Regions from separate parts of the Homo sapiens genome. Here all the other regions are linked to region 5. A link is a contact called in ENCODE Hi-C or POLR2A ChIA-PET data. All regions are on one chromosome and are shown on one strand. The core of a region is the stretch at or near the end of the contact, and the rest is flanking DNA. Distances in the headings are between cores, read along the strand shown.

Region 1 (3,924 bases), core at 1-2,500, 75 kb before region 5:
TTAAGGTTGGTTAATCAGTTAAGGGAGAAACTGGCTGTTTCACTTCTTTTGTGTTTTTTTGGCTGTTCCAGACTTCTTGGCTGCTGCAGGCCATCTGGATGTATATGTGCAGTTCACAGGGGTCACAATGGCTTAGCTCTGGCTCAGCGGCCTGACACTGACCTCAGATGATCCACCTGCCTCGGCCTCCCAAAATGCTGGGATTACAGGTGTGAGCCACTGTGCCCGCCTGGGATCATATGTTACACGCATGTTTGTTCAATAAGCATGGAGTGCAGCCACCCACATGAATATTCATAGCTCCTCCTGTAGCCTGTTCAATATGTATGTTTAGCTAACCCCTTCAGCATAAAGCTCCTGCCCCAACCCCTCCTGCTTCTAAATGTCTGTCTCTGGTGTTAACCAGAGGCTGCTCTTCCCAGGCTGCTGGATGGCTACCTTGCAGGCTGTCACCCTTAACAAGAAATAAAGTGTCATTTGCAAATGCATCCCTTGTGTAATTTGTAGGTCACCACGCCATGGGAACACGCTACCAGGGGAAGGGAGCTGTGAGACGCGCAGGGAGGCTCCAGACAGGCTGGCCTGGGACACCAGCCGCTGCCCTTCCATAACATGGGGACAAGAGAGGGCAAAAGTTCAGCCCACCACGGAGGATCTCCGGGCAGGAGATGGGGAAGAAGGAGAAGCAGGAAGGAAAGAGCTCAGTGTGGGGGCGCGCATGGCATCCCGGTGGGACATCTGAGGCCCACACCCACCTGCTGTCCCTCCCTCCCACGGTGGCCTCCGAGGGTGACGGCCTGGGGGGAGGCAGACGCCTGGCCATTTACTCTCCCTCCCTGTCCCCATGGCCGCTGGGTGGGGGCCGTCTCTGGGATGATCCCCGAGGGCAGGATCCGGGAGTCCCTGCGGAGGCATCAGCCTGTCTGTCTTGATGGTGGAGAGGAGGCTCCAGCTGGGCGGGACCACCAGGGGAGGGGCTTGTGCTCTGCTGGCTCAGCCTGGTGTGGACCCACCTCCCGGGCGCTGGCTGCAATGACTTTCTCTTTCCCTTTGCAATTGCCTTGGGTCCTGCCGCACAGAGCGGCCTGTCTTTATCAGAGGTCCCTCTGCCAGGGGGAGGGCCCCAGAGAAAACCAGAAAGAGGGTGAGAGACTGAGGAAGATAAAGCGTCCCAGGGCCTCCTACACCAGCGCCTGAGCAGGAAGCGGGAGGGGCCATGACTACGAGGCCCTGGGAGGTCACTTTAGGGAGGGCTGTCCTAAAACCAGAAGCTTGGAGCAGAAAGTGAAACCCTGGTGCTCCAGACAAAGATCTTAGTCGGGACTAGCCGGCCAAGGATGAAGCCTCACTTCAGGTACCGCTGCCCGCTCTACCCACTGGGCCCCTCTGCTGCCCCTTCTTGCCTGGTGGCTCTGCTGGGCGTCAGCCCTGGCCTTCCCCTGCCCCAGCCCCAGCCCTGGGCTCCCTCCCCTCTGACTCCCCTGCACCCCCTACTCCCAGCCAGGCTCCTTGCCCTGCTGTGTTGTCGCCCCACTGCTGCTTCTGAATGGGCCGCCTCCCCCATCTGTCCCAGCCCAGGTCCCCTGCTGAGACTCTCCCCTGAAAGTCATGGCTGGGGTGGTGCTCCCGGCCCTGGGAGGGTGCTCCCTCTGTGTGCTTCCCGCCATTCCTGAACTCTGGAACTGGGAGAATTGAACCAAAGGATGAGTAGAGCAAGGTGGAATTTTGTTCACAGGGCTTTGATGGATTTTCTGTAAGATTTACTTTGCTTAAATACCAAGTCTTAGGAGAGGGTGTGGGGAGGGAATGGTCTCTGAAGCACAGGATAAATCATGTCTTCCAAGGATGTCTCCACTGTGGGCAGAGGAGGATGCAGATGACCCCAAACACACGCTCCTCCTCCACTATCAGCATTCACTGTTTATAAATGACACCAGTAACATGGAATATAGTGGCCGGGTGCGGTGGCTCACACCTGTCATCCCAGCACTTTGGGAGGCTGAGGTGGGCGGATCGCCTGCGGTCAGGAGTTCAAGACCAGCCTGACCAGCATGGATAAACCCTGTCTCTACTAAAAATGCAAAATTAGCTGGGTGTGGTGGCGGGCGCCTGTAATCGCAGCTACTTGGGAGTCTGAGACAGGAGAATCCATTGAACCCAGGAGGCGGAGTTTGCAGTGAGCTGAGGTCGCCCCATTGCACTCCAGCCTGGGCAACAAGAGCAAAACTTCGTCTTGAAAGAAAAAAAAACAAAAACAAAAGAAAAAACATGGAATATATGGGAAAAAAACTCAATGATCAGGAGGAATGTTGTTATTTTAAAATTTAGTAAGAAGAGAGCCCGGTCCCCAATGGCTGCCTCCTGCAGGGCCAGTGATACAGAGACTGGACAGGGCTGGCCTGGAAAGGGGCCCCCACTCCATTTGTCCCCAGCTCTGTGGCCTGGGCAGGTTACCCCGCCTCTCTGCGCGTCTGGCCCCTCCTCTGTAAGACGGGAATGGCCCCTGCCAGCCTAGGGCAGCCTCACATGAGCTCACCCCCGCGCAGCACTTAGAAGACTGGCCTGGGCCTCAGAATTCGGTTCTACCATGATTTAACAATAATAATATACAGAGGTGAAATGTCAGGAAGGAACTGAGCTGAAAGGTTAAAAGCTGTTATTTTGGGGTGAAGAGTTTTATTCTGTCTCTCTCTCTCTTTTTTTTTGAGACGGAATTTCGCTCTTGTCGCCCAGGCTGGAGTGTAGTGGCGCGATCTTGGCTCACTACAGTCTCCGCCGAAATTCTCAGGGGAGGGGAGGGATGGGGGAGGCCTAGAGCCGTCCAGGGGGCTGTGTTTAGTGGACATCAGCCCGGAGGGCCCCCAGGAGTGCTCTCTACATTGGCTGGTTTCTCTCTTGTGTCTTCAGAAACACAGTGGAGCGAATGTATCGAGACACATTCTCCTACAACTTTTATAATAGACCCATCCTTTCTCGTCGGAATACCGTCTGGCTGTGCTACGAAGTGAAAACAAAGGGTCCCTCAAGGCCCCCTTTGGACGCAAAGATCTTTCGAGGCCAGGTACCACCCGGACTCCAATCACTTTGCAGGCAGGAGCTAAGCCAGCTGGGAAAGCAAACCACGCACTGATAAGTGAAGTGCCCGGCGGCGGGCTATCCAGTGTGTCCTTCTCTCCCACACTTTCCAAGTCCGTGGCCCTGACCTTCCTGCTGGACCGTCCTGGGATCGGATCGTGGAGGGGGTTTGCCTCTGCACAAAAGGCCTTGTGTTTCCGTTTTTCTTTTCTTTTCTTTTTTCTTTTTTTTTTTTGAGACAGAGTTTCACTCTTGTTGCTCAGGCTGGAGTGCAATGACGCGATCTCGGCTCACAGCAACCTCTGCCTCCTGGGTTCAAGCGATGCTGTCGCCTCAGACTCGCAAGTAGCTGCGATTACAGGTGCCCACCACCACGCCCAGCTGATTTTTTTTTTGTATTTTTAGTACAGATGGGGTTTCACCATATTCACCAGGCTGGTCTCGAACTTCTGACCTCAGGTGATCCACCTGCCTCGGCCTCCCAAAGTGTTGGGATTACAGGTGTGAGCCACAGCGCCGGCCTAATTTTAATATTTAATTAATCCAATGTGGCTAACATATTACTTCAACATTAATTAACATAAAATTCTTGACAAGATAATGAAGTTTCTTTTTCTTGTCACACCGAGTCTTTGAAATGAGCTGCGTGGGTCACGTACAGTGGGTGGCTCGCACCTCTAATCCCAGCACTTTGGGAGGCCAAGGCGGGCAGATCACCTGAAGTTAGATATTCAAAACCGGCCTGGGCAACATGGTGAAATCCCATCTCTACTAAAAATACAAAAAAAAAAAAAATTAGCCAGGCATGGTGGCAGTCACCTGTAATCCCAGCTACTCGGGAGGCTGAGG
Region 2 (4,034 bases), core at 1-2,500, 92 kb after region 5:
CTGTCACCCCCGGACCTCGCTCCCAGCCCGAAGAGGTCACCCAGCGCCCGGCGTCAGGCTCGCGGGCTGCAAGGGTCCAAAGTTCACTGCAGGGAGAGGAGGGGGCGGTCAGAAGGGGGGGGCGAAGGTAATGAATGAAGAACCAGCCCCAGCCGCCGTGGCAACTCACCTCGGCGCTGACCAGACGCAGGTAGCAGCAGAGAGACAGGAAGAGCGCCCAGCAGCGATTCATGCCGACTCCGGGCCCGGCCCCGCGGGGCCCCGGACGCGTAGATCGAGCGCGCCGCCCCCGCGGCCAGGGTGGGGGGCTGGGGAGGGGGGTGGGCTCGGCTCGGGTCCGCGGCGATCAGGCGCTCAGGCCTCTGCAGCCGCGGCTCACCCGCATGGCCCCCGGGCGCCGCCGCCCCCGGCCCCGGCTCCGTCGCTGGGGGGCAGGGGAGGACCTGGGCGCAGGACCTGGGTCCGAGGCCGCTACCTGGGCGGATCCCGAGCCCGAGTGAGCATCCACGGCCGGGGGGCTGCGTCGCGAACCAGCCGAGGCGTCTAGCCGTGTGGGGGCGCCCAGGGGACTCCAACCTCCAAGAGGAAAAGGAACACGGCAGTCGATGGTTCGTCTTCACTCGCCGGCTACAGGCGTTTTCCTCTGCCCGCCGGCTTAGCTTTTTTGCAACATTTTCTGGAAAGGCCCCCAAAATCGGAAAGCGCGGAGCTGGGCACCTCAAGGCCCAAGTCTCCCCCAAAAAACTTTTTCCAAAGTTGGCTTTGCAACGGCAGCTCGAGCACCCGGGCAGGGAGAGGTGCAAACTCCCGCCCGGGCCGGGTAGGGGGGCGGGAGCGTGTGCGCCCTGGCGCGGGGCCCGGGCGGCGGGCACGGCTGCTCCGCGCGCGCGGCGTGCCCGCTGCGCGCTCGGCTGGGCCCGGCCGACAGGTGGACGCGGCGCGAGTCCGTCGGTCCGTCTGCCCGCCCGCTCGCCGCTCTGGGCGTCCTCTGCGGGCTGCGGGCTGCGAGCTGCGAGCTGCGAGCTGCGGCTGCTCCGGTTTTCTCTTTGCAGCGAGGCTGGAGGGTGGGCTTTTTTTTTTTTTTTTCCTTTTTGCGCGCGTATGTATGTGTGTGCGCGCAAAGTATCTCTATCTAGGGAATGAAAAATGGGCGCTGGCGGCCGGAGGGGAGCCCTAGGGAGGCAGCGGGGGAGGCTGCGGGTGCGCAGGGAGGCAGGCAGGCCGCTCCCGGCTGCAGGAGGAGAAGTTGCCACCCTTTCAGCTGTTCCGGCCTTTATAAAGGAGAAGGGAGAGTGCGAGAGGTGGGTGGAGACAGCCTTTCCTCTTCTGGCCCGGAGTCAGCGCCAGGAGGGGGGGGACGCGGGAGCTGGGGGAGGGCTTGGGGCCAGGGCGGGGCGCTTAGGGGGTCTCTGAGAGCCGAGCAACCCTTCAGTCCATGAATCTGGCCCTGGGGAAAAAAGAACTAGGGGTGACCCACCGTCCCGCCCCTCAGCACAGTGACCATGGACAGGTTAGGAGCCCACGTGGTCTAGGGGGATGTCTCCAGAGCCAAGGCCAGGAGTCCACGCTCCCCTCCAGGACCAGACATTTCCACCCTGGCACAGGCATGGCAGGGAGGGACTCAGGCTCTGCAGTCTGAGAGCCTGAATTCAGATCCTGCCCTGGCACTCGGGAGCTTGGGTCACCTTGGGCAAGTCACTTCCCTCTGTCCCCTCCATCTAGCCTCAACCTGGAGATGGGGCTATTGTAAGGACTCAGTGTTAGCAAGGGAAGACACCGCAAGGTGAACCCACAGAACCCGGCAGCCAGCGCCCTTCAGCTGCAAGCTGGGTCCGAGTCTCCTCCTCCTAGCTGGTTGCCTGGCACAACAGGCCCTGCCAGCGTTGGCTGAATTTGAATTTGTTGAACTGCAAAGTCACACAAACCCCCACAGCCCTGCAGCATCTTCGCAGGGCTACCAACATGATCTTCCCGTCAGTCACCCTGCTGTTTACTATCTCCCTCAGCCCCCGGGTTCGAGGCCCAGAGCCCACCCACCCACAACCAGCCTTCACACAGTTAACGCCTTCTGCCCCCAGTCAGGGAGCTGCTGTGTCCCTGCCTTCAGCAGTCACACTGTCTCAGTCACAGTCACACGTACTCACACTGGGCCCAGCACCCCCCTCGGGACACGCAGGCTCCTGCATCACCCAGCCTCCCGGCTTTGAGGCACCCTCATCTCCTCCGCTTGCACTGTCTCTGTTATCCGCCCTTCCCTTTGGGATGTCAGCCTGCTTCTCACAGAGGAGCACACTGAGAGAGTCACACCTGCTCTCTCTTCATAGACTGTCTTCTTGGACCTGGACAGGGTGGAACAGAGGAGGAAGGACATCTCAGGTGGTCTTTACAGACCACTGCAGGCACCCACCCACTGCTGCCTACCACCCAGCAGCGTGGCACAGTGGCAGAGACACAGCCTGAAGACACATCACCTTGGTCCAAATCCTGGAGTGGCCACTTGCTGGACAAGTGTCTGCAGGAAGGTTTTTTAACCTCTCAGTACCTCGGTTTCCTCCTTTATAAACTGGAGATGAATTTATAAACTGGAGCTGGGTGTGGTAACAAGCTCCTGTAGTCCCAGCTACTCAGGAGACTGTGGATCGTTTTGAGCCCAGGAGTTTGAGGCTGCAGTGAGTTGTGACTGTGCCACTGCACTCCAGCCTGGGCAACAGAGCAAGACCCTATCTCTAAAGAAATAAAAATAAATCTATAATGGGAAGGAGTGAGAGAGAACAGAGAGGCATGGCAAAATTTTAGTGGTGATGGAAATGTTTGTCATTTTTGATTGTGGTGATGGGCTTATGGGTGTATACGTACATCACAACAAAATGTGTGCAGTTTGTTGTACCTCAGTGCAGTTGTAGAGAATTTTTACCCTGCTCCTGGAGTGGTCTGGAGGCTCCCATGAGGTCCTCCATGTGGAGGCGCTCAGCAAAACACCTTAGCAGGAAGCAAGCGCCTGGAACCTTCCATGCAGCCTTCAAGTTCACTGGTGGCCCCGCACTGCTCCAGGCACTGGGGAGACAGGTGTGAACCAGCCTAATGCAGGCCCCTGCCTTTGAAGAGCCCCATTGAGAAGGACAACCAGATGTATAAACAGATAAATTAGGAGACAGGGTGACAAGGGAGATGGGGCAGCGGGACGAGGAGATAACCCCCAAACACTAGATTTGAAGTCTAACGACTCAGAGATAAAAACCCTCTTCCACCGGACAGCTGGGTCATTTGACCTTGACCTTCTGTGTCTTCTATAAATAGAATGGTAACAACTACCATGATTAGTGAGCTGACTATGTGGTAGCTAGTGTTTTTCTTACTCTACCTGTAGCCTCTCCATGCTCCTGTGAGATGTGTTATTCCTATCTTACAGATGGGGAAATGGAAGCACAGAGAGGCCAATACACTTGTTCAAGGTCACACAGCCCGTAAGTGGTAAGGCCAGGACTTGAATCTGAGCAGTCCAGCTACAGAGCCCACATGCTGAGACCACCGTGCTGTGCAATTTTCTGGCAGGTGATGCTGATGACAATGATGACACTTTTGACACAGCGCTTTGGTGAGCGCCACATGCATTAATATGTGGGAACCTGCTCTGCCAGCTAAAAAGTGATGGACCCATATGAACTCTGACTTAGGTACAAGTTGAGGGAGAGGGAAGGCTACTCAGAGCAGCATCGTAGAACGCCTACTGTTTGCAGACCCTGTGTGAAGCGCTGAGAAATGGAATGAGGAAGGAGTCCCAGCCTCGGCACTCAGGGACTTCCCATGCTCTCAGTGAGATAGACCCAAATCATTGCAGTGCAGGTGCCAGTACATGGGTTAGAAGTGGCAGAAGAGGGCCCAGCAGACACCTGGGCCTGAATGCTACGTGACACCTGCGTGACACCTGGGCCTGAATGTTGTGCTAAGGGCTCCTTTCTTGTACCTTCTCTGTGCAGAGGAACAGTCTGTAAAGAACACCTCCCCAGGCACGGTGGCTCACCCCTGTATTCCCA
Region 3 (3,777 bases), core at 529-3,028, 110 kb before region 5:
TCACCAGGTGCATGGTGGGAGACCATGAGACCCATTGTCCAGAAGAAGAATGTCATAAGGTCGATTGATCAGTTAGGGTAGGGCAGGAACAAGTCCTAATGGTGGAATGTCTTAAGGTTGGTTAATCAGTTAAGGGAGAAACTGGCTGTTTCACTTCTTTTGTGTTTTTTTGGCTGCTCCAGACTTCTTGGCTGCTGCAGGCCATCTGGATGTATATGTGCAGTTCACAGGGGTCACAATGGCTTAGCTCCGGCTCAGAGGCCTGACACTGACCTCAGATGATCCACCTGCCTCGGCCTCCCAAAATGCTGGGATTACAGGCGTGAGCCACTGTGCCTGCCTGGGATCATATGTTACACGCATGTTTGTTCAATAAGCATGGAGTGCAGCCACCCACATGAATATTCATAGCTCCTCCTATAGCCTGTTGAATATGTATGTTTAGCCAACCCCTTCAGCATAAAGCTCCTGCCCCAACCCCTCCTGCTTCTAAATGTCTGTCTCTGGTGTTTCCCAGAGGCTGCTCTTCCCAGGCTGCGGGATGGCTACCTTGCTGCCTGTCACCCTTAACAAGAAATAAAATCTCCTTTCCAAATTTATACATTGTGGCCAGGCGCGGTGGCTCACACCTGTAATCCCGGCACTTTGGTACGCCAAGGCGGGCGGATCTCCTCAGATCGGGAGTTCGAGATCAGCTGACCAACATGGAGAAACCCTGTCTCTACTAAAAATACAAAAATTAGCCAGGCATAGTGGTGGGCGGCTGTAAGCCTGACCAACATGGAGAAACACTGTCTCTACTAAGAATACAAAAATTAGCCTAGGCGTAGGGGTGGGTGCCTGTAATCGCAGTTACATGGGAGGCTGAGGCAGGAGAATCTTTTGAACCTGGGAGGCAAAGGTTGCGGTGAGCTGAGATTACGCCACTGTACTCCAGCCTGGGTAACAGAGCAAGTCTCCGTCTCAAAACAAACAAACAAACAAAAAAACACAAAAAAACAAAAGCAAACAAAAAAACCAAATGCATCCCTTGTGTAATTTTTAGGTCACCGCGCCATGGGAACACGCTACCAGGGGAAGGGAGCTGTGAGACGCGCAGGGAGGCTCCAGACAGGCTGGCCTGGGACACCAGCCACTGCTCTTCCATGACATGGGGACAAGAGGAGGCGAGAGCTCAGCCCACCAGGGAGGAACTCCGGGCAGGAGATGGGGAAGAAGGAGAAGCAGGAAGGAAAGAGCTCAGTGTGGGGGCGCGCATGGCATCCCGGTGGGACATCTGAGGCCCACACCCACCTGCTGTCCCTCCCTCCCACGGTGGCCTCCGAGGGTGAAGGCCTGGGGAGAGGCAGACACCTGGCCCTTTACTCTCCCTCCCTGTCCCCATGGCCGCTGGGTGGGGGCCGTCTCTGGGATGATCCCCGAGGGCAGGATCCGGGAGTCCCTGCGGAGGCATCAGCCTGTCTGTCTTGATGGTGGAGAGGAGGCTCCAGCTGGGCGGGACCACCAGGGGAGGGGCTTGTGCTCTGCTGGCTCAGCCTGGTGTGGACCCACCTCGCGGGCGCTGGCTGCAATGACTTTCTCTTTCCCTTTGCAATTGCCTTGGGTCCTGCCGCACAGAGCGGCCTGTCTTTATCAGAGGTCCCTCTGCCAGGGGGAGGGCCCCAGAGAAAACCAGAAAGAGGGTGAGAGACTGAGGAAGATAAAGCGTCCCAGGGCCTCCTACACCAGCGCCTGAGCAGGAAGGGGGAGGGGCCATGACTACGAGGCCCTGGGAGGTCACTTTAGGGAGGGCTGTCCTGAAACCTGGAGCCTGGAGCAGAAAGTGAAACCCTGGTGCTCCAGACAAAGATCTTAGTCGGGACTAGCCGGCCAAGGATGAAGCCTCACTTCAGGTACCGCTGCCCGCTCTACCCGCTGGGCCCCTCTGCTGCCCCTTCCTGCCTGGTGGCTCTGCTGGGCGTCAGCCCTGGCCTCCCCCTGCCCCAGCCCCAGCCCTGGGCTCCCTCCCCTCTGGCTCCCCTGCCCCCGCCACTCCCAGCCAGGCTCTTTTTCCTGCTCTGTGGTTGCCCCACTGCTGCTTCTGAATAGGCCGCTTCCCCACCTGCCCCAGCCCAGGTGCCCTGCTGAGACTCTCCCCCGCCACCGAAAGTCATGGCAGGGCTGGTGCTCCCGGCCCTGGGAGGGTGCTCCCTCTGTGTTCTTTCCGCCATTCCTGAACTCTGGAACTGGGAGAATTGAACCAAAGGATGATTAGAGCAATGTGGAATTTTGTTCACAGTGCTTTGATGGATTTTCTGTAACATTTACTTTGCTTAAATAGCAAGTCTTAGGAGAGGGTGTGGGGAGGGAATGGTCTCTGAAGCACAAGATAAATCGTATCTTCCAAGGATGTCTCCACTGTGGGCAGAGGAGGATGCAGATGACCCCAAACACACGCTCCTCCTCCACTATCAGCATTCACTGTTTATAAATGACACGAGTAACATGGAATATAGTGGCCGGGTGCGGTGGCTCACACCTGTCATCCCAGCACTTTGGTAGGCTGAGGTGGGTGGATTGCCTGAGGTCGGGAGTTCGAGACCATCCTGATCAACATGGATAAACCCTGTCTCTACTAAAAATACAAAATTAGCCGGGTGTGGTGGCGGGCGCCTATAATCCAGCTACTCCACAGGCTGAGACAGGAGAATCGCTTGAACCCAGGAGGCGGAGGTTGCAGTGAGCCGAGATCGCCCCATCGCACTCCAGCCTGGGCAACAAGAGCCAAATTTCGTCTCAAAAGAAAAAAAAACAAAAACAAAAAACATGGAATATATGGGAAAAAAACTCAATGATCAGGAGAAATGCTATTATTTTAAAATTTAGTAAGAAGAGAGTCTGGTCCCCAATGGCTCCCTCCTGCAAGGCTGGTGACACAGAGACTGGACAGGGCTGGTCTGGTAAGAGGCCCCAGCCCCATCCGTCCCCAGCTCTGTGGCCTGGGCAGGTTACCCCATCTCTCTGCGCCTCTGGCACCTCCTCTGTAAGATGGGAATGGCCCGTGCGGGCCTAGGGCAGCCTCACATGAGCTCACATCCGCGCAGCACTTAGAAGAGTGGCCTGGGCCTCAGAATTCGGTTCTACCATGATTTAACAATAGTAATATACAGAGGTGAAATGTCAGAAGGAACTGGCTGAAAGGTTAAAATCTATTATTTTGGGGTGAATAGTTTTATTCTCTCTCTCTTTTTTTTTTTTTTTTTTGAGATGGAGTTTCGCTCTTGTAGCCCAGGCTGGAGTGCAGTGGCACGATCTCGGCTCACTACAACCTCCGCCTCCCAGGTTCAAGCGATTCTCCTGCCTCAGCCTCCACAGTGGCTGGGATTACAGGCACCCACTACCACGCTTGGCTAATTTTTATATTTTTAGTAGAGACTGGGTTTCACCATGTTGGTGAGACTGGTCTCAAACTCCTGACCTCAAGTGATGGGCCTACCTCGGCCTCCCAAAGTGCTGGGATTACAGGCATGAGCCATAATGTCCAGCCAAGAACTTTGTTCTCTTTTGCATTTTACTAATGCGTTGGAGAATGGGTGGGAGAAATACTGGGAAGGTGGGGAATGTACTCCTGGAACGACCAGAGCTGGACCCTGAGCTGGAAGAGGTCAGCCTGCCCCTGCTGCCCATGCCAGCATCCCCTTTTCTTGCTCTCTCCCCGGTCTTCCTGCCTGGGAAGGAAGCAAAAATTCTCAGGGCTGTGGAGGGGTTGGGGAGGCCCAGAGCCATGCAGGGGGCTGT
Region 4 (4,063 bases), core at 183-2,682, 110 kb after region 5:
ACTTGCTGCTGTGTGACCTTGGGTGAGTTTCTTAACTTCTCTGAGCCTCTGTTTCCCCATCAGTAAATGCTGAAGAGAATCAGTGCCTGTCTCACAGAATCGTTCTGAAGGTTCCTGGCGCTGGTTCTGTGGAAAGCTGGGCCTGTAGAAAGCACAGAAAGTGCATGCACCATGATTAGGCTTTGAGCTGCGTCTACAGGGACGTGATGTGCTTGTCGCACACATCTACTACATGTGTCAGAGTGGGAGCCTGGGAGTGCTCAGGACTGAGTCCTTTCTGAGGTTCCTCATGGCACCAAGGACAAGGGTAGCCAGAAACTCCCCGGGCCCCATCACAGCTCCCTGCTCGCGCGGGCTGGGGATGTGTGTGCACACCACACGGACGGGCGTCCGGTCCATCACAGGCACTCTCTTCCTGGACACACCACCTGCTCCGAGGCAGCCTCCATCCTCCCCCACCACTAGACACTCCGAGCAGTGGAATACCATTGAGGAGGTCCAGGGAAACAAGGTGATCCCATCATGGTGAACTGAGTTTCCATAGACCCACACACACATACCCTTACACACATACATACTCCCCTAGGGAAGGGTGGCTGGAAATAAGGTAACAGGACACATATGAAGGTTCTGGGAGGCTGGGCACAGTGGCTCACACCTGTAATCCCAGCACTTTGGGAGGCCGAGGCGGGTGGATCATGAGGTCAAGAGATCAAGACCATCCTGGCCAACATCATGAAACCCCATCTCTAATAAAATACAAAAATTAGCAGGGCGTGATGGCACGCGCCTGTAGTCCCAGCTACTCGGGAGGCTGAGGCAGGAGAATCGCTTGAACCCGGGAGGCAGAGGTTGCAATGAGCCGAGATTGTGCCACTGCACTCCAGCCTGGAGTAACAAGAGTGAAACTCCGTCTCAAGAAAAAAAAAAAAAAAAGTTTCTGGGGACCACAGCCGGTAAGGGGCTCACTCTCAGACTCCTGGGTTCCTGCCCCTTAGGGCCTGGGGGAGAAGGCCTCGTTTAAACAGAGAGTTTATTCATCTTAGTGATCTCTGTGTCCAAAGCCCATTGCACAGGGGAAGCTGAGGCCCAGGAAGCCTGAGTGACTCGTCTAAGATCACACAGCAGTATGGGAAGAGCCAGCCCTAGAACCCAGGACTCTGACTTCCTGGCCATGCCCCTCCCACACAGAGTGATGCGTGTCTAGAGATCACCCCAGTTCTACTTTCCAAAATGAGTCAGGAACATCTGTACCTCTGGGACTAAAAATACTCCCAGGGACACCCCAGTAAGAACGCTGACATCTTTCCGGGTGTCTGAAAACAGAACTGGCCTTCCTAAGAACTAACAACGATACTGTTTTCAGCCACGTTCCCTTCCTGTTCTTGCTACACGCTCTGTCAAATAGGTGGCCAGAGGCCCGGGTGCAGATGCAGTGGCTCACGTCAGTAATCCCAGCACTCTGGGAGGCTGGTGGGCGGATCACTTGAGGCCAGGAGTTTAAAGACCAGCTTGGGCAACATGGTGAAACCCTGTCTCTACTAAAAATACAAAAAATTAGCCGGGTGTGGTGGCACAAACCTGTAGTTCCAGCTACTCAGGAGGCTGAGGTGGGAGGATCACCTGAGCCGGGAAGTCAAGAGTGCAGTGAGCCATGATGGCATGCCACTGCACACCAGTCTGGGCAACAGGAATGAGACCCTTTCTCCAAAAGAAAAAAGAAAAGTAGGTGACCAGGCCCCATCTGACAGGATGTGCCACTGAGGCCTAAAGGGATCTGCCCAGGATCACACAGGCAGCCCCTGACACCTGGCTGCCACCTCCAAGCCTAGAACCTTCCCTGATGCCAACTCCCTCTCAGAGACTCGAGGGCAGAGCACAGACAGCATCCACCCCATCCCCACCCCGAATTCCTTTGATTTTTTTTTTTCATTTTTAATGTCTTGGCCGGGCACAGTGGCTCATGCCTGTAATCCCAGCACTTTGGGAGGCCGAGGTGGGCGGATCACAAGGTCAGGAGTTCGAGACCAGTCTGGCCAATATGGTGAAACCCTGTCTCTACTAAAAATGCAAAAAAAAAATAGTCAGGAGTGGTGGCGGACGCCTGTAGTCCCAGCTACTCGGGAGGCTGAGGCAGGAGAATCACTTGAACCTATGAGGCGGAGGTTGCAGTGAGCCAAGATCATGCCACTGCACTCCAGCCTGGGCGACAGAGCAAGACTCCGTCAAAAAAAAATCATTTTTAATATCTTTACCATAAAAGCAACAATACATGTTCATTTATGAAAATCTAAAAATTGCAGAAAAGTCAAAATAAGGAAGAAAAATCACCACCCACAGCCCCACCACCCAGAGACAATCATTGTTAAGGTTTGATGTATTTCCTTCCATAGTTTTTTGTTTGAGGACTTTAAAAAAAAAATGGGGCTGAGGTCATACTGTATATTAAAAGAAAAAAAAAAGGTGGTATCCTGCCTTTTTGACCTGCCATTATATCATGGCCACTTTTCTAGTTCTTTCACTCTCTGTAATCTCGTTTCTTTTTCCTCTTCTCTGAACCTCATTTTTATTGGCTGCCTAATATTTTGTCAAACCATATTCCATGGTTTATTTTGCCATTCCCTCATTGTTGGAAATCTCAGTTATTTCCAGTTTTTCGAAGCTATAAATAATATATTTCGATTAATATCTTTCTACAGATAGCTTTCCTTTTTCCATATTTAGGGGTTGCTCCTTGGCTGGCATGGAATTCCTGGGTCAGCAAGCCATGTGTGATATGCTTCTGACTCAACCCAGTTGCTTTTCTAAGGACCTGAGCCATGCCTGGTCTACAGAGGAGCAGAGAAGCCCCAGGAGGTGACATACACTGCTCATGGCCACTCAGCCGGTTAGCCATGCCCACGCTCCTTCCTCTGTCTCTCGCCTATCTCTGTCATCATGCTTCCATCTAATCATTTTCATTCATTCATTCGATTCAACAGAGAAGGTGAACCCACTGTGTGCCAGGCGCAGGTCCGGGCTCCAGAGACCCGGCAATGGACAGTCAAAGCCTGTGCCCTCCAGGCGTTTCTACCACAAGGCATGATGGGAAGAAGGGTATATCCTCACCCACCTCCGCATTTGGTTATATGCAATGTGAGGTGTTCGTTTGCATGGCTTCTCATTTGCATCCCACCTGGGGACAGGTGGGCCGGCAGAGGGTGACATCTATCAGCTCTAAGGGCAGGGTCCTGGTTTTCCTCAGCCCCAAACTGTTTTCTAACATTTGGCCTTCCCTTAAAACTTGGGAGATTTCACAAGAGTCTGGATTTCTGACTTCTTCTGAACACTCTGTAGGCCTGGCCACACTGGGCCCAGGTCCCAGAGGGCCCCCAGGGATTGGAGCTCAGTCGTGGCACCCCCTCTGCCCAGGCCCGACCTGGCTACCTTGACACACACCACACTGAGCTTCTTGGCCGTCCTTTCTGCACACATTCATTGGGTCCTGGCCATTCCTGACTCGGCTGGAGGGATGTTAATGATTGTAATCCAGAGACAAGTCACAAGAAGATGAAGTCACTTGGCTGAGGTGACAGAGCTACAAGGGACAGGGGCAGGATTTGAACCAGAGCGACTCGGATCCTGAGTCCAGGCTTTTGGCCACGCCTGCCTGACAGTCCAGTGGGAAAACTGTCAGGTCCTGGGAGACCCTGGCAGGGGGACAGACTGCCCCACCGCAGCCAGGGGCAGCTCAGAGGGTCCCCAGGGCAGCAGAGGTCTAAGACCACTGTGGACATGGGCCTGAGAGCCAGAGCTCAAAAGTCAGGTTGGAGGTTTCCTATTTGAGGAGAGCCTCCCTCTGCCCAGAACACCCTCTCCTCCTGCCTTTACCTGCTTCATGCTTACTCTTGCTCAGCTGAGACGCCACCTCCTCCAGGGAGCCCTCCCTGACCCCAGGGAGGGTTTACAGCTAGCTTCAGAGCTCCGGTCCAGCCCAGAGGGAGGTGTGGCCCTGACTGGATGGGAGAGACTAGAGCACCAGCACCAGTGACTTACACATTCCCAAGTTTCCACTGCCTCCCAC
Region 5 (3,732 bases), core at 507-3,006:
CAGAGCACACAGCTCCATCTGAAGGCATCTGTCTGTATCTCCTCATTCACTGTGTGCCGCCTCTGCAGAATGCCAGCTCCCTGAGGGAAGGGGTGGATCCCTGGGGCTTAGACTGGTGCCTGGTACCTGACCAACCCTCAATAAATATTTTGAGTGACTGGCCGAAGGAATGATGATCTCGCCCTCTTGTGCTACCCTGCGGGCTCCATCGTAGAGGGAGTTAGTGCTGTGCCTGCTTCAGGCTACACAGCACGAAAAGCACTGAGCTTTGTGGAATAAATCAATTCTCTTTTAAGTGGAGAAAACCCTAGGAAAAAGGAGAAGGAGGAGGAACAGCTGCCTCAATCAGAAGAGTAAAACCCCAAGCACAGCTGGAGGAAGAAAAGATGCTCCTGACCACCTTGACCTTCACCCTTGGCCCGAGATGCCAGGACTGAGTTTTCTCTATGGAGAAAGAAGATGGGCTGCCAATCAGCCCAGTTGAGCTCCTGCTCTACCTCCCTATCTAACTTGCTCGGTGACCTTGAGCAGGTCACTTCCTCTGCCTGGGCCTCAGTTTTTGTCTCTGTTAAATGGGAGGAGGTGACCCCCTAAGGCCCCTCCCAGTCGGCCTGGAGCCTCCCAAAGGGCTGCAGGGAGGAGGAGACAAAGGAAGGACAGTAGTGCGTACCAGGAAAGGAACTTCTCCCCAAGGATTTCCCCAGCCTTAGGCGAGCCCCCTCGCCAAACAAGTGCACGGGAGGTGTAGACGCCAGGCCCGGACAAAGTCTAGCCCCAAAGTGTGGGGTTCTGAAACCAGCAGAACAGACACCTCCTTAAATTGCAGGGTGTATGTTTTGAAGAAGGCAGATGGGGTAGGAGACTAGGGGATGCCCCAGCGCAGGGGGCGGGCTTCAGAGCCCTGGCCTGGGCTAGGAGTTGAGGTGGGGGTGGGGGCGGGGAATAGGGATGTGCTCGGGTGGCGTAGAGGGGGCAGGATCGGAAAAGGCCAAAGTCCAGCAGGAAAAACTTCAGAGGCCGGAGGAGACTTTTCCAAAGCTCCACTTACAACTTGAAAGGATTTGGTGCCAAGCGTCCAGAGTCCCGAGTTCAAAACCCAGCTCTGACCATAACGCGCTAGGCAAGTCCTTTCAACTTGGGCCTCAGTCTCCCCATATTTACAATAAAAGGGGAGCGAGGTGGGATGGCGCTGAGGATCCCTACGTCCGATCCTAATCTCCAGCTCAGGCAGGCTCGGCCGCCACTAGCATCCTGGAGCGACAACTTTTGTTCTACTCGCCCTACACGGTGGCAGGGAAACTGAGGCACGGGCTGGGGAGACGGGCCCAGCAGCGCAGGGCTGCCGGGGCCCCCGCGCCCCGCTTTCCCCTTCAGCCCCAGCGTGGAGGGAGCGGTGCTGGGGACGGGAGGGACCCCACTGGGGTCCTGGGAGCCGCCCCCGGGCAGCCTCACCTTCCGCACGCGCTTCTTCCGGATGCTCTCCACGGCGAACACCTGCTCGCCGATGGCTGACAGCTCCATGCGGGGCGGCGGGCGAGCGGGCCCGGGGCCGGGCCGGGCCGGGGGCGGAGCTGCGGGGCCGCGGCTGCGGCGCGCGATGCTGGGGCTGGCGGGGTCCCCGTCACCCTCGTCCGGGCGCGCACGCGCACGCGCACGCGCGCACACCCCCTCGCGCTCCCTCACGCCGCCGACGTTCCATTTTTGAACCTGCGCAACGTTTTCCTCGGCGCCAGCGAGCGAGCGCGCGCAAGGAGGGGGCGGGGCGGGAGCGCGCGGAACGGCCGCGGGCTCGGCTCGCGCCCTGAGGGTCAGCTCCGCCCCCGAGCCCCGCCCCCATCGGAACCCCGCCCCCGGGGCCCGCCCCCGCGGGTTGCGATTGGGCCGCGGGCCGCGAGCCGCGAGCGCTGCCGTGGGACTTATTTGGCTCGGTCACCGGCTGGGGCGGGGCGGAGGCTCGCGCGCCCCGTCTTGCTGTGACGCCGGGGCGGGACGTGATCCTTAATACCCAGGCGGGCGCCTCATAGCCTCCCGGTGACTGCCAGGGGCCGAAGTGGCAGGGCCCAGTGGAGCCGACGACAAAGTCAAGGCTCAGAGCGGGGAGGCCATTTGCTCACCTCCCGCAGCGGAGGAGACTGGGCCCGAGGCGCAGCCCCTCGAGTTGCAGGAGAGCCGGGACCCAAAAGGCTTCCCACCGTGTCCGGACGTCGCAGGGCCGAGGTCTCCCTAATCCGGCCTTCTCCGCGGCGCAGTTTGGCCAGTGTCTCCACGTCCGTCCACCCACCCCTCCATCCGCCCTTCCATTTGTCCATCCACCCGACCCTCGGTGGTCGGTGCCCAGACGCACGGGTCAGACGCGGGCGCTGCCTCGAGGGCTCCCGGGCCGGGCCCTCGTTCGCGGCAGGAGCGGCCGCGGTGGAGCTGAGGTCCCCCGGGGACGGATTTTGCCGCCGCGCTGCCCCAGCCTTCCCCAAACCCGCGTGTACTGGGCGCTAGGTGCTTAGTGGGGGCTCAACCATTTGTGGCACGAGACGAACTCTTGATTCCCCACCCCCCTTCCTTTTTCGCTAACGCGCCTCCATTCCTCACTGGGAGCCCGGCGTCGTCCCTGCTCCTTCCTGTACTGACCCCAACTTCTGTCGCTCCGGCATCCCCTCGGGGACTCGGGTCTGCCTGCCCTCACCGCACCCACCTCCCAGGTTCGCCCCGTCTTTTCTCTGGACCACAGCAGAGACCTCGCGGAGCTGCCCTCCCTCCGATCTCAGCCACACAGTGCCAGAGTGTGCTTCTAAAATGCAGATCTGACGGGGTCACCCTGTGCTTAAAAATTTTCCTCCCTATTTCCCTCACAATAAAATCCAACACCTCTTTCTGGCACATAGAAAAAGAGAATAATAGATTCACACCTGACTTTTCATCAAGAGCAACAAAGCCAGAGAGAAAATAACCATCATCTTAGAATTATATATTCAGTGAAAATGTATTTCAAGAATTATGTACCCAGTATGAGGCACATGTATCCAGAACGTAGGTGAAATCATAGCACTTACAAATACAAAAACTTAAGAGTTTGCCACTGGTAGACCCTCCGGAGGGAGATTCCAAAGCTGGAACTTCAGGCAGGAAAAAGATGATCCCAGACGGAGGTCTGATGCAACTGGGAATAAAGAAAAATGAAGAACAGCGATAGTGTGAAACAATAACAATGACTTCTGGATAAAAACAGATTTAAAATACACAACAGTGATGGCATTTACTTGGGTGAATGGAGTTAAAGTGTTCTAAGATCCTTATATTCTTCAGGAGGAAGGTGAAGATAGATACCAAATACACTTTGACGAATTTAAGAATCCAGATTGTCATTACTGGGATAAACACTGTAGGACTGGAAATACTGTGTATAGTTATCCAAATTATTGGAGGAGGAAAAAGAATGATTAAACCAACCCAAACAACTGTAAAGCAGGCAAGAATGGAGAGAAAAATAAATACAAGACGGGGCAGGGAGGGGACAAATAGACGATAGCTATAAATTCGAATATTTTGTGATTCAATAAATGCAACTAAATATTGCAGTTAAAATACAAAGATTATCAGAATGCATAAATAGCTAGATGCAGTTTACAAGAGAAACCCACAAGAGACACTTCCAAAACATAAAGCTAGTGATGGTCAAAAGTAAACACATGGGGGGAAAATACCACGCAAATGCTAACGAAAAGAAGGCTGGTGCAG

Evidence for each region. Hi-C counts contacts between places; a loop is a spot of excess contacts on that map. ChIA-PET counts read pairs that join two places held with the same protein, here RNA polymerase II (POLR2A). Pooled maps may share reads with other maps.
Region 1: a loop to region 5 is called in a pooled map, with 2.4 times the contacts of the local background. The contact joins the promoter of APOBEC3G here to the promoter of CBX7 in region 5. A Hi-C loop is called at or near these places in 8 of 37 single-sample maps with no recorded cell type and 8 of 50 pooled maps. POLR2A ChIA-PET finds 5 or more read pairs at or near these places in 5 of 52 experiments (B cell, GM12878, T-cell and 2 more).
Region 2: a loop to region 5 is called in a map of CD8-positive, alpha-beta T cell, with 20 times the contacts of the local background. The contact joins the promoter of PDGFB here to the promoter of CBX7 in region 5. A Hi-C loop is called at or near these places in 10 of 168 maps with a recorded cell type or tissue (CD4-positive, alpha-beta T cell, CD4-positive, alpha-beta memory T cell, CD8-positive, alpha-beta T cell and 5 more), 1 of 37 single-sample maps with no recorded cell type and 14 of 50 pooled maps. POLR2A ChIA-PET finds 5 or more read pairs at or near these places in 17 of 52 experiments (B cell, CD4-positive, alpha-beta T cell, CD4-positive, alpha-beta memory T cell and 12 more).
Region 3: a loop to region 5 is called in a pooled map, with 3 times the contacts of the local background. The contact joins the promoter of APOBEC3F here to the promoter of CBX7 in region 5. A Hi-C loop is called at or near these places in 5 of 50 pooled maps. POLR2A ChIA-PET finds 5 or more read pairs at or near these places in 2 of 52 experiments (H1 and activated T-cell).
Region 4: a pooled map shows a loop between it and region 5 (4-fold over the local background). The contact joins the enhancer-like site here to the promoter of CBX7 in region 5. A Hi-C loop is called at or near these places in 1 of 168 maps with a recorded cell type or tissue (ascending aorta), 1 of 37 single-sample maps with no recorded cell type and 3 of 50 pooled maps. POLR2A ChIA-PET finds 5 or more read pairs at or near these places in 6 of 52 experiments (CD8-positive, alpha-beta memory T cell, HEK293, Panc1 and 3 more).

Annotation. Positions count from the first base shown.
Region 1 is chr22:39,076,025-39,079,948 of GRCh38, forward strand. APOBEC3G (apolipoprotein B mRNA editing enzyme catalytic subunit 3G) reads left to right here and starts at 1,251. Exons shown (of 8, transcript NM_021822.4): 1 at 1,251-1,354; 2 at 2,908-3,061. The coding sequence starts at 1,338. RefSeq lists enhancers at 1,005-1,054, 1,065-1,144.
Region 2 is chr22:39,243,732-39,247,765 of GRCh38, forward strand. It overlaps PDGFB (platelet derived growth factor subunit B), which reads right to left and starts at 1,251. Exons shown (of 7, transcript NM_002608.4): 1 at 170-1,251. The coding sequence starts at 232.
Region 3 is chr22:39,039,086-39,042,862 of GRCh38, forward strand. It overlaps APOBEC3F (apolipoprotein B mRNA editing enzyme catalytic subunit 3F), which reads left to right and starts at 1,779. Exons shown (of 7, transcript NM_145298.6): 1 at 1,779-1,892. The coding sequence starts at 1,876. RefSeq lists enhancers at 1,589-1,648, 2,701-3,478.
Region 4 is chr22:39,265,347-39,269,409 of GRCh38, forward strand. No RefSeq gene overlaps it. Among named protein-coding and RNA genes, the nearest start is that of PDGFB, 22 kb to the left of the region's middle. RefSeq lists enhancers at 1,195-1,274, 1,455-1,724, 3,493-4,025. Within about 2 kb of position 1,433, at least 7 of the 41 ENCODE cell types and tissues checked have a DNase peak (open chromatin) inside an H3K27ac peak, as active enhancers do.
Region 5 is chr22:39,150,924-39,154,655 of GRCh38, forward strand. CBX7 (chromobox 7) reads right to left here and starts at 1,757. Exons shown (of 6, transcript NM_175709.5): 1 at 1,453-1,757. The coding sequence starts at 1,521. RefSeq lists an enhancer at 1,335-1,916 and silencers at 1,374-1,423, 1,494-2,063.